Linked DNA regions of Homo sapiens: region 2 is linked to region 1. The links are chromatin contacts, found by Hi-C or POLR2A ChIA-PET in ENCODE. All regions are on one chromosome and are shown on one strand. The core of a region is the stretch at or near the end of the contact, and the rest is flanking DNA. Distances in the headings are between cores, read along the strand shown. Region 1 holds the start of PRPS1 (phosphoribosyl pyrophosphate synthetase 1). Region 2 holds the start of FRMPD3 (FERM and PDZ domain containing 3).

Region 1 (3,982 bases), core at 373-2,872:
GGTATTGCCTGGTTACAGATGGCAATGTTTACACTATCATTTGCATCACAATCAGTAGCACAATAATTCGGGAAGAAGCTGTCCATTATCGGTGACATTACTTTATCAGCTGGGTCTAAAAGAGATAAGGCGAGTTAAACTTGGAAATCAGTCCAAAGAAAGCAAAAAAGTAAGCAAAAACATTTAGGAAAAAATATTCGAAATATTCTTATCTGATTATTAGGTGAAAACTTTCCCCTTAACAAATCTGTAAGATTGTGGGCAGGGCTCTGATTTAATCGATAGGGTAACAATAAAATACAAATTACACCTATCAGAAACTAAAGATCCCACACTTAGGTGGAAGGGGCACTGAAATAATCAGGTAACCAAGTCATCTCTAAAACAGTCCCATGGTGCCGGTAGAGGGTGTAAGTCGGAGTCGAGGAAGCAAGTTTTACTGGCAAGGCAATGGAAAAAACGCAAGTTGCAATGCACTGTCCAATCCTAGTCTTCCACTACATTGCCTGTCCTCAATTATCTTTAACATTCAGGTATAAAATTGTTTCCTAAATTCCCTACACAGAGCTTAAAGAAGGAGCCAAGTCCAGGATGGACTCGGTTACTGAAAAATACGCTTTTGCATTATCTGTACCACTAGCTGCACTGGGGAAGGTCAAACATTCCAGAATTGAGATTTCCAAGATTTTTTGGATGGCTCAAGCTGAGATGCTGGCTATCAAGGATGCAGAGTCAACGCATCACTTTAACAAATCAACTAGATTTATGGCTCCAATTACTCAGGTAGATGATTCATAAGATGAGAAAAGCCAACGCTTGCTGATCTAAGGGAAGTCGTAATAATTTTGGCGCCTGCAGTATATAATGTCAGTTTCCCTCAACACCAAGCCGAACGGACCAACACCATTTCGAATCAAAAAGCTGCTTATTGGACTCTAGGAAAAGAAAGACCAGGAGAGCTCAGTACGCAGGTAGGCTCTCTAAATGCAAGCTAGTCTAAGAGCTGAAGCAACCCAGTCCAGCCTGGGTGGCTCAACAGCAAAGCCAAGCCACGTGTCCCTACCGCCCTGGCTAAGCGTCGGTCCCCTCTCGTCGCTCTATGCAGCCACTATCTATTGGGTCCCCCAGCCCTTGCCCTCAAACGCAGAAGCTTCGCCTCACACTCCATCTTTTGACTCCACCCCACCGCACGGTAAGAATGAACGTGACCCTCCCGCGAGAGGTAAAATAACGGAAACAGCCCGTGGGGTAGGCTAGTCACAGAGCTGCACCCTCTCCCCCCAACCCCCAGTCTGTTTGAGCTCAAGCGGCGACCCCATCCCTCCTATACTCTGCCGCCTGGGCAGGTGAGGTCTAGTCAGGGTCCCAACTTGGTCCTTACCAGGTCTCCTGGTTGCTGAATTTCTTAGTCACCACCTTGCCTAGCTCCAGGCCCAGGCGGTCAGCAATTTTCTGAGATAAGTCCTGGTGGGAGCTGCCGCTGAAGATTTTGATATTCGGCATCCTGGCCAACTACCCTAAGCACTCCACTAAGCGATCACGGCTGCTGCAGAGACCGGAACCGAAGTCGGCCACAGACTCAATACCAAGCGCTTTGCGTTGCTACTCCGCCATCTTACATTCCCGCCCGGCGCGCGGCTCTAAATTACCCAAAGCGGCGGAGGTGGGGTCAGCGGCGAAGTCCACACCCCGCTGGCAACGATTAGCTAAGAGGGAGCGAAGGGCGGGGTTTGGTCCTCGGTGTAGCTCTGCCTCCTTCCGATTCTCTCAGGTATTGGGTGAAGAGCATGAACGGGGGCGAGACTAACCCATAGCCCGGCCCCCTGTAGCTAGGCTGTTGGGGACAGGAGACGTTGGACTGGGGGTGGAGGGATGCTGGTGACGTCTGAGGCCAGATCGTTCCCGCTAGCGGGAAATCAACCATGCCTGCTTTTTTATTTCCCCTCCCTCAGCGCAGGAAAGTAAGTCTGGCTCTGGTTTACAGTTTCCTTTAAGAAAATCTGTTTATCAGGATGACAGCCACGAGTTTGCATGTTTCTGAACACATTTTTTATCTCTTTATAAGGATGGGGCTGAATTAAAACACTTTTACATCACAGACGTGCATGCAAGGAGTTTGCTTGCCCATTGTAATTGCAGTGTCGCCTTTGCCTGCAAGACAGTTTACATGGGGGAAGTGACTGAAGGCATGCCACCTGAATCATCCAAGAGACACTGCAAGAGAAAGTTGTTTTGTTTCTAGTGCTGGAACCAAGTATGTTGAAACAAGTGAAGGAAGATGGATTTTCCAAACTATCTGGACAATAAAGATCTAACTTTTATAGCCCTCGGAAAGGAAAGAAAGTATAGTGTTCTATGGGACTTCAGATAAAGAGCCCTGAAGGGATTTGAAAAAACCTGGGTTTTAGTCCTGTCTGCCTCATGTAAGCCTCAATGTCATCAGCTACATGTTGCTAATGTGGCCTTTTACACCATGTTTTATTATTTTTATAGCGATACTTGTTAATTGGACCTAAGTGAGCCTTTATTCTTGCACCATGTTTCCATTAAGCATATTTTAAGCATGGGTTAGGAGAAGATAAAAATCATACAATTCTGGAATCAAAAGTGACCATAGTGCTCATAACTACCAAATGTAAAAATAGAAGGGACCTCAGAGATCATATAGTCGTTTTACATATGATAAAACTGAGATGGAGGTGGGAGAGGGATTTATCTAAGTGGCAAAGGCAGAAAATACTCAAAGCAGCATCCTGTCTTTGTCTTACTGCTATTTTCAGCAGTGTCCATGGAGGACTTCTCCTTCTGACCTTTTTTGCACTTTTACAAGCTCAGAAATTTAATGTAGGCCCATGTATATAGGAATACTTGGAGAAGGAAGTAAACTGCAAGGCAGAATATTAGTAGTCTTCCATCATAGGCCATTCATCAAATATTTACTGAGTGTTCTATTGCATGCAAGGCAGTGTGCAAGGCGTTGAGGGGACTACAAAGTATTTGCCCCAAGGGATTCGTTCATTCAATAAATATTTAGTGAACATTCTTTATGTGCTAGGCCCTGTGTATTGGCACAAGAATACATTAGTAAACAATTAAAAATACCCTGCTGTCATGGAGTTTACATTCTCAAACAATAAACATGTAAATAAGCAAAATGCATAGTATGTCAAATGGCAATAAGTGTTGTGGAAAAAAAAATCAGGCAAGGAAAGTGGGATAATGTGCCAGAGTGTAGAGGAGAGGAGTACAATTTTAAGTAGGGTGGTCAGAGAAGACCTGTCTTGGAAGGTAACATTTGGGCAAAGACCTGAAGGAGGAAAAAAAAAACAAAAAAATGAGCCATGTTGATATCTCGATAAGCAAAGAGAACAGAAAGGGCAAATACCCTAAGGCAGATGTATCTCGCTTGTTTGAGGAATACCAATGCGGGACGAGTGTTGTGTGGTGGAGGTGGAATGTATCTATAAGAGAAAAGGAGGAAAGTGAGGTCAATGAGATAAGAGTGATTGGAGGCCGGCCAGGCACGGTAGCTCACGCCTGTAATCCCAGCACTCAGGGTGGCCGAGGTGGGCGGATCACTTGAGCTCAGGAGTTCAAGACCAGCCTGGGCAACGTGGCGAAACCTCGTCTCTACAAAAAATACAAAAATTAGCCAGGCGTGGTGGTGGGCACCTGTAGTCCCACTGAGGCAAGAGAATCACTTGAACTTGGGAGGCAGAGGTTGCAGCAGTGAGCGGAGATCGCACCACTGCACTCCAGCCTGGGCGACAGAGTGAGATTCTGTCTAAACAAAACAAAACAAAACAGTGATTGGGGGACTCAGGTGGGCACGATGGCTCATGTCTGTAATCCCAGTACTTTGGGAGGCCGAGGCGGGCGGATCACTCGAGCTCAGGATTTGCAGACCAGCCTGGGCAACATGGCAAAACCTTATCTCTACAAAAAATACAAAAATTAGCTGGGCATGGTGGCAAGCACCTGT
Region 2 (3,985 bases), core at 1-2,500, 180 kb after region 1:
GCGTGTGACGGGGGGTTGCTGGGTGTGTATTGGGGGGAAGCAGCAGGTACTGGATCTGCAGTAATGTGCAGTTGTCATGTAGTTTCTCAAGACCACTCTGAGAAAACACACACACACTCACATACACACACACACTCTCCAACCTCCAAAGCACTAGGCTGGGGAGTAGAGGAGTGTGTTTGTGTGTGCATGTTTTAGCAGCGCTAGGGGGAGGTGCATGTATCTGTATATGTGTTTGAGCTTTATTAGCATCTTGGTGGGAGGGGGCAAGTGTAGCTCGCGCTCTCTCTCTCTCTCTCTGTGTGTGTGTGTGTGTGTGTGTGTGTGTGTGTGTGTGTGGTCTTTGCATGGGGCTGACTGTGTGGCTGAGCGCCGGGTATGTTGTGCGGCTGTGTGTGCGTGTGTGTGCGCCTCCGTGTCCGCTTGTGAACATGGCCCCGGGAACCACGCACATGCTTCAGACAGCTGTTTCTGGCAGCCCCTGGGCTCGGGCTTCGCCGGGCACCCCGGCTAAGTGGCCACCTCCTAGCAGCCAGGCCCCGCGTCTCGCCAGCTCTCCCAACTGTGCCCACAGCCCAGGCGCGCACACAAAGGCTCCATAATGAACGCGCTGCACTCCCCTGCGCTCGACTCCTCACCCCGCACCCGCGGAGGCCAAACGAGCCCGCCAAGCCAGAGACTCGCCGGGGCAGTGGGCACGCAACGGGCCGTTACCCCGCCCGCCCAAACTCCGGGCGGCCAGACGTTCGGCGCCCCCCGCCCTGCCCCCGGCTCCCGGGGGCGCCCAAGCGCCAGTCGCCCCCCAGCCGGCCCGGGGCGGAACGCTCCCGCCGCGACCCACCCCCGGTTGGGCTGAGACAGCGGGCGCGCCCCCCTGAAGGCAGCGCGCCTCTTACCTTCCTCCCCCTCCTCTTCCTCCTCCTCTTCCTCCTCCTCCTCCTCCTCCTCCGCCTCCTCAGCGGCGCGGCAGCGGCGGCGCAGCGGCGGCGGCGGCGGCGGCGGCAGCGGGACTAGGGCACCCGTGCCCCCGAGCCCGGCATGGGCTTGGGGCTCAGTGGCGCCGGGCGGCGGGGCGGGCAGAGGTTGGCAGGGCGGCAGCAGCTGGCCCGGGACGCGGGGAGCTGGCGCGCAGGCGGCGGGCTGCGGGCAGGATGGCAGGAGCGCGCGCGGGCTCCTCGGGCGGGCTTCATGGCTGCGCCGCGGGCGGCACCATCGCCGTGGCTCGCTCGTCGCTCTCTCGCTCCAGGAGTGCGGCAGGCTGCGAGGTGACGGATGGCGGCGAGGCGGCCGGACGGCCGAGGAGGGGAGGGGAGAAGGGGCGGGGGGAGGGGGAGGGGGAGGAAAGAGGGGAGTGCAGAATGAGGGGCCTCTCCGGCGCCTCCCGACCCTCGAGTGCTGGCGTCGATTTCCCCGAATGGGAAAGCGGCTTAAAGGCGCAGTTCCTGGCTCGGGTCACTACTAAAAATAAGCAAAAAATTGACAATTGGGGAAAGAATCTCCCAAGAACAACCCAGCAACCCAGCCACCCAGCCTGGCGCTGCCTCACTTCTTGAATCTGACCGTTACGGCCGGACTCTGCCGGGAACTGCTGGCTGCCGAGAGGGCAAGCCAATTTCCAAAGTGAACCCGGGAAAGGGGGGCGGGGAGTGAACTGCGGAGAAGGGGCAGCAGGAACGCTTGCTTCGGAGACTCCGTTCCCTGGCCCCTGACCTTGCTTCTCGCCCCTTGTTTGCTCGCCTTCTGCTGGGGATGCCCTCCCTGCAGCTCCCCTCCTGGTCACCATCGCAAACATCCACACGCACCTTGAGTTTCGGCTCGGGCTCCTGCTCTCAGCGCCTCTCCCCAGCACTGGAGTGTGAGCGGCTTCGAGCCCAGGCCCAACGCCAGGAGCCCACCTCAGTAAGGGAGCGATCTGCCAGCTGGCAAAGGTCTGCTTAGAAAATGCGATTGGTTTGGTGAAAAGGGAAAAAGGTTAAGGTGTGTGTGCATGTGTGTTCACCAGCAGATGGAGGGAGGGTCCTGGCCACACACACACACCCGGAAGGAGAGCAGCTAGGCACACAGCACAGTGCCTGATGAATGATCTCAGGACGTTTTTTAGAGACATGCTGTGAATACTAAACATGCAGCAGCCGAGATTCAAGAGAAGCTCTTGGTCTCCCAGCGGGCTCCAGACCCCTTCAGAGGAGTTTTGAGGGCCAAGAAAAAAGGCCACTCTTCCTTCCCCAAAAAGGGCAGCCTCAGTGGGGACCCAGAGAGACTGGGAAGCTGGACAGTGGGTCTGGGTGGTGAAGTTAAGGCCAGGGAAGAGAGAAGCAGGAGGAAGCAGTGGAGTTGAGGAGCTCCTGGTGATGCCAAATACATGGTGAATTTCCGGGTGTCAGAAGCACCTCGGAGAGACAGTTAAACATTGGCACATTTGGGCCTTGTGAGTTCTAAGGTGAAAAGTCAGCCCTCCTCGATTTCCTCTGTGTTCCTGAACTCTAAAGGAGGCTGTTGGCACAAAGGGATCCATTCTAGTTGGAATATTTCCTCACTTTCGGTTCTTTTCAAGCACTTGGTTAAAGCTTCAGAAGAGGCCGGAGGGCTACTGAGGGGCAATTGTGGGACAAGGGCTGTTCTCCTAGGCTGCACGGAATTTCCAGGATACAGAGGAGAGCTCCGGGCACAGGGCTCCGTGGCTTCCCACAGCTGGGCTCAGCAGTGGAGTAGCTGACTAGCAGATTTGGCCATCGGTCCACTGAGCACACTTTTGCTTTCTTCCTGGCACTTCCCACCTTGAAAAAAGGATGGAAATTCCCTGCATCTGGATGGGAGTAGCCTAAGCTGGTAAACCAAGCTGATGGAATTATTAAAAGCGGATGACAAGTGAAAGTGAAGACATGCAGGGAGAGAAACACACAACATTCCCTGCAAATGCACAGGCAGAGCCCAACCTGAGAAGATGCTCTGAGGAACACAGCACACACAAAGGGACACACATGGAGTCAGTCACATGTGGGGCCACAGACACACTGAGCTAGTGCAAAAAAAAAAAAAAAAGGCTAGCCAGAAAAGTGACTCAGACTTTATTTCTAATCCTTCTGAAGGAAAGAGATGAAGAGAAACAGGGAAGAATTGGCCTCCCATCTCCAGGGACTGGAGAGGGAGCCAGGAACCAGCTGTCCAGTATGAATAATAATATTTCCAGCCAGACTGTCCCTGGCAGATTTTCTTGGGGTGGTGTCTCAGGAGGTGGGATCCCCTCCAGGGTCTCCTGAGCCTCACCTAGTTCAGTCTTTATTAATATTAATAACACAGGTCCCAACAAATTGGTTTGTATCAGTTATTACAATAAAGCTCATGGGTTAAGAACTAAAATAAATGCCTCTCACGAATCTGATTGGCCCTCCTCTGCTGCTTTCTGGGCTCACTCAAAGCACATGCTCAGGCTCCATTCAAGCTGCTTTGTGGTAAACAAAATAAAGAAGGGGTGGTGAAGCAGGAAAGAGTATTGAGAGGAACTGTGTCACTGGACAAATGCACATCTGAGGGCTCCTGGGTGACCAGTGAGGCACTGTCTGGTTTAGGATAGCGATTAGGTGCATGGCTTTCAGAATCTGCTTCTTACTAGTGATGTGATCTCAGGTAGCTCACTTAACTTCTTTAAGCCTTACCTGTGAAATGAAGACGATGGCAGAATCTACCTTATGGAGTTATTGGAAGTGTTGAATGAGATAACAGATATAAAAGGTCTCAGTAAATGTTAGCTGTCGTTCTTTCTCAAAACGAATTTGCCTCCTAGTCATCTATTTAAAGGTTCCTTTTTCTGTTCATATTCTGCCTAATTCCAGTCTGAAGTGATGCAGCATTTGCATTGTTTCTTGCTCTCGATTAAAGTGAGTTCTCAGGACTTGATGAACACTAGCTTGTTTCACTTCCAAGGAGAGAGAACTCTCACCCCAGAAAATCATGTAGCTGGGATTTTCTTGTTCTTATTTTTGTT

Evidence for each region. Hi-C counts contacts between places; a loop is a spot of excess contacts on that map. ChIA-PET counts read pairs that join two places held with the same protein, here RNA polymerase II (POLR2A). Pooled maps may share reads with other maps.
Region 2: a loop to region 1 is called in a map of OCI-LY7, with 9 times the contacts of the local background. The contact joins the promoter of FRMPD3 here to the promoter of PRPS1 in region 1. A Hi-C loop is called at or near these places in 3 of 168 maps with a recorded cell type or tissue (CD8-positive, alpha-beta T cell, OCI-LY7 and natural killer cell), 3 of 37 single-sample maps with no recorded cell type and 13 of 50 pooled maps. POLR2A ChIA-PET finds 5 or more read pairs at or near these places in 7 of 52 experiments (HEK293, HEK293T, K562 and 3 more).

What each region holds. Positions count from the first base shown.
Region 1 is chrX:107,626,150-107,630,131 of GRCh38, reverse strand. It overlaps PRPS1 (phosphoribosyl pyrophosphate synthetase 1), which reads right to left and starts at 1,622. Exons shown (of 7, transcript NM_002764.4): 1 at 1,382-1,622. The coding sequence starts at 1,503. RefSeq lists a silencer at 1,735-1,784.
Region 2 is chrX:107,446,917-107,450,901 of GRCh38, reverse strand. FRMPD3 (FERM and PDZ domain containing 3) reads right to left here and starts at 1,250. Exons shown (of 15, transcript NM_001388459.1): 1 at 897-1,250. RefSeq lists enhancers at 1-43, 1,878-2,378.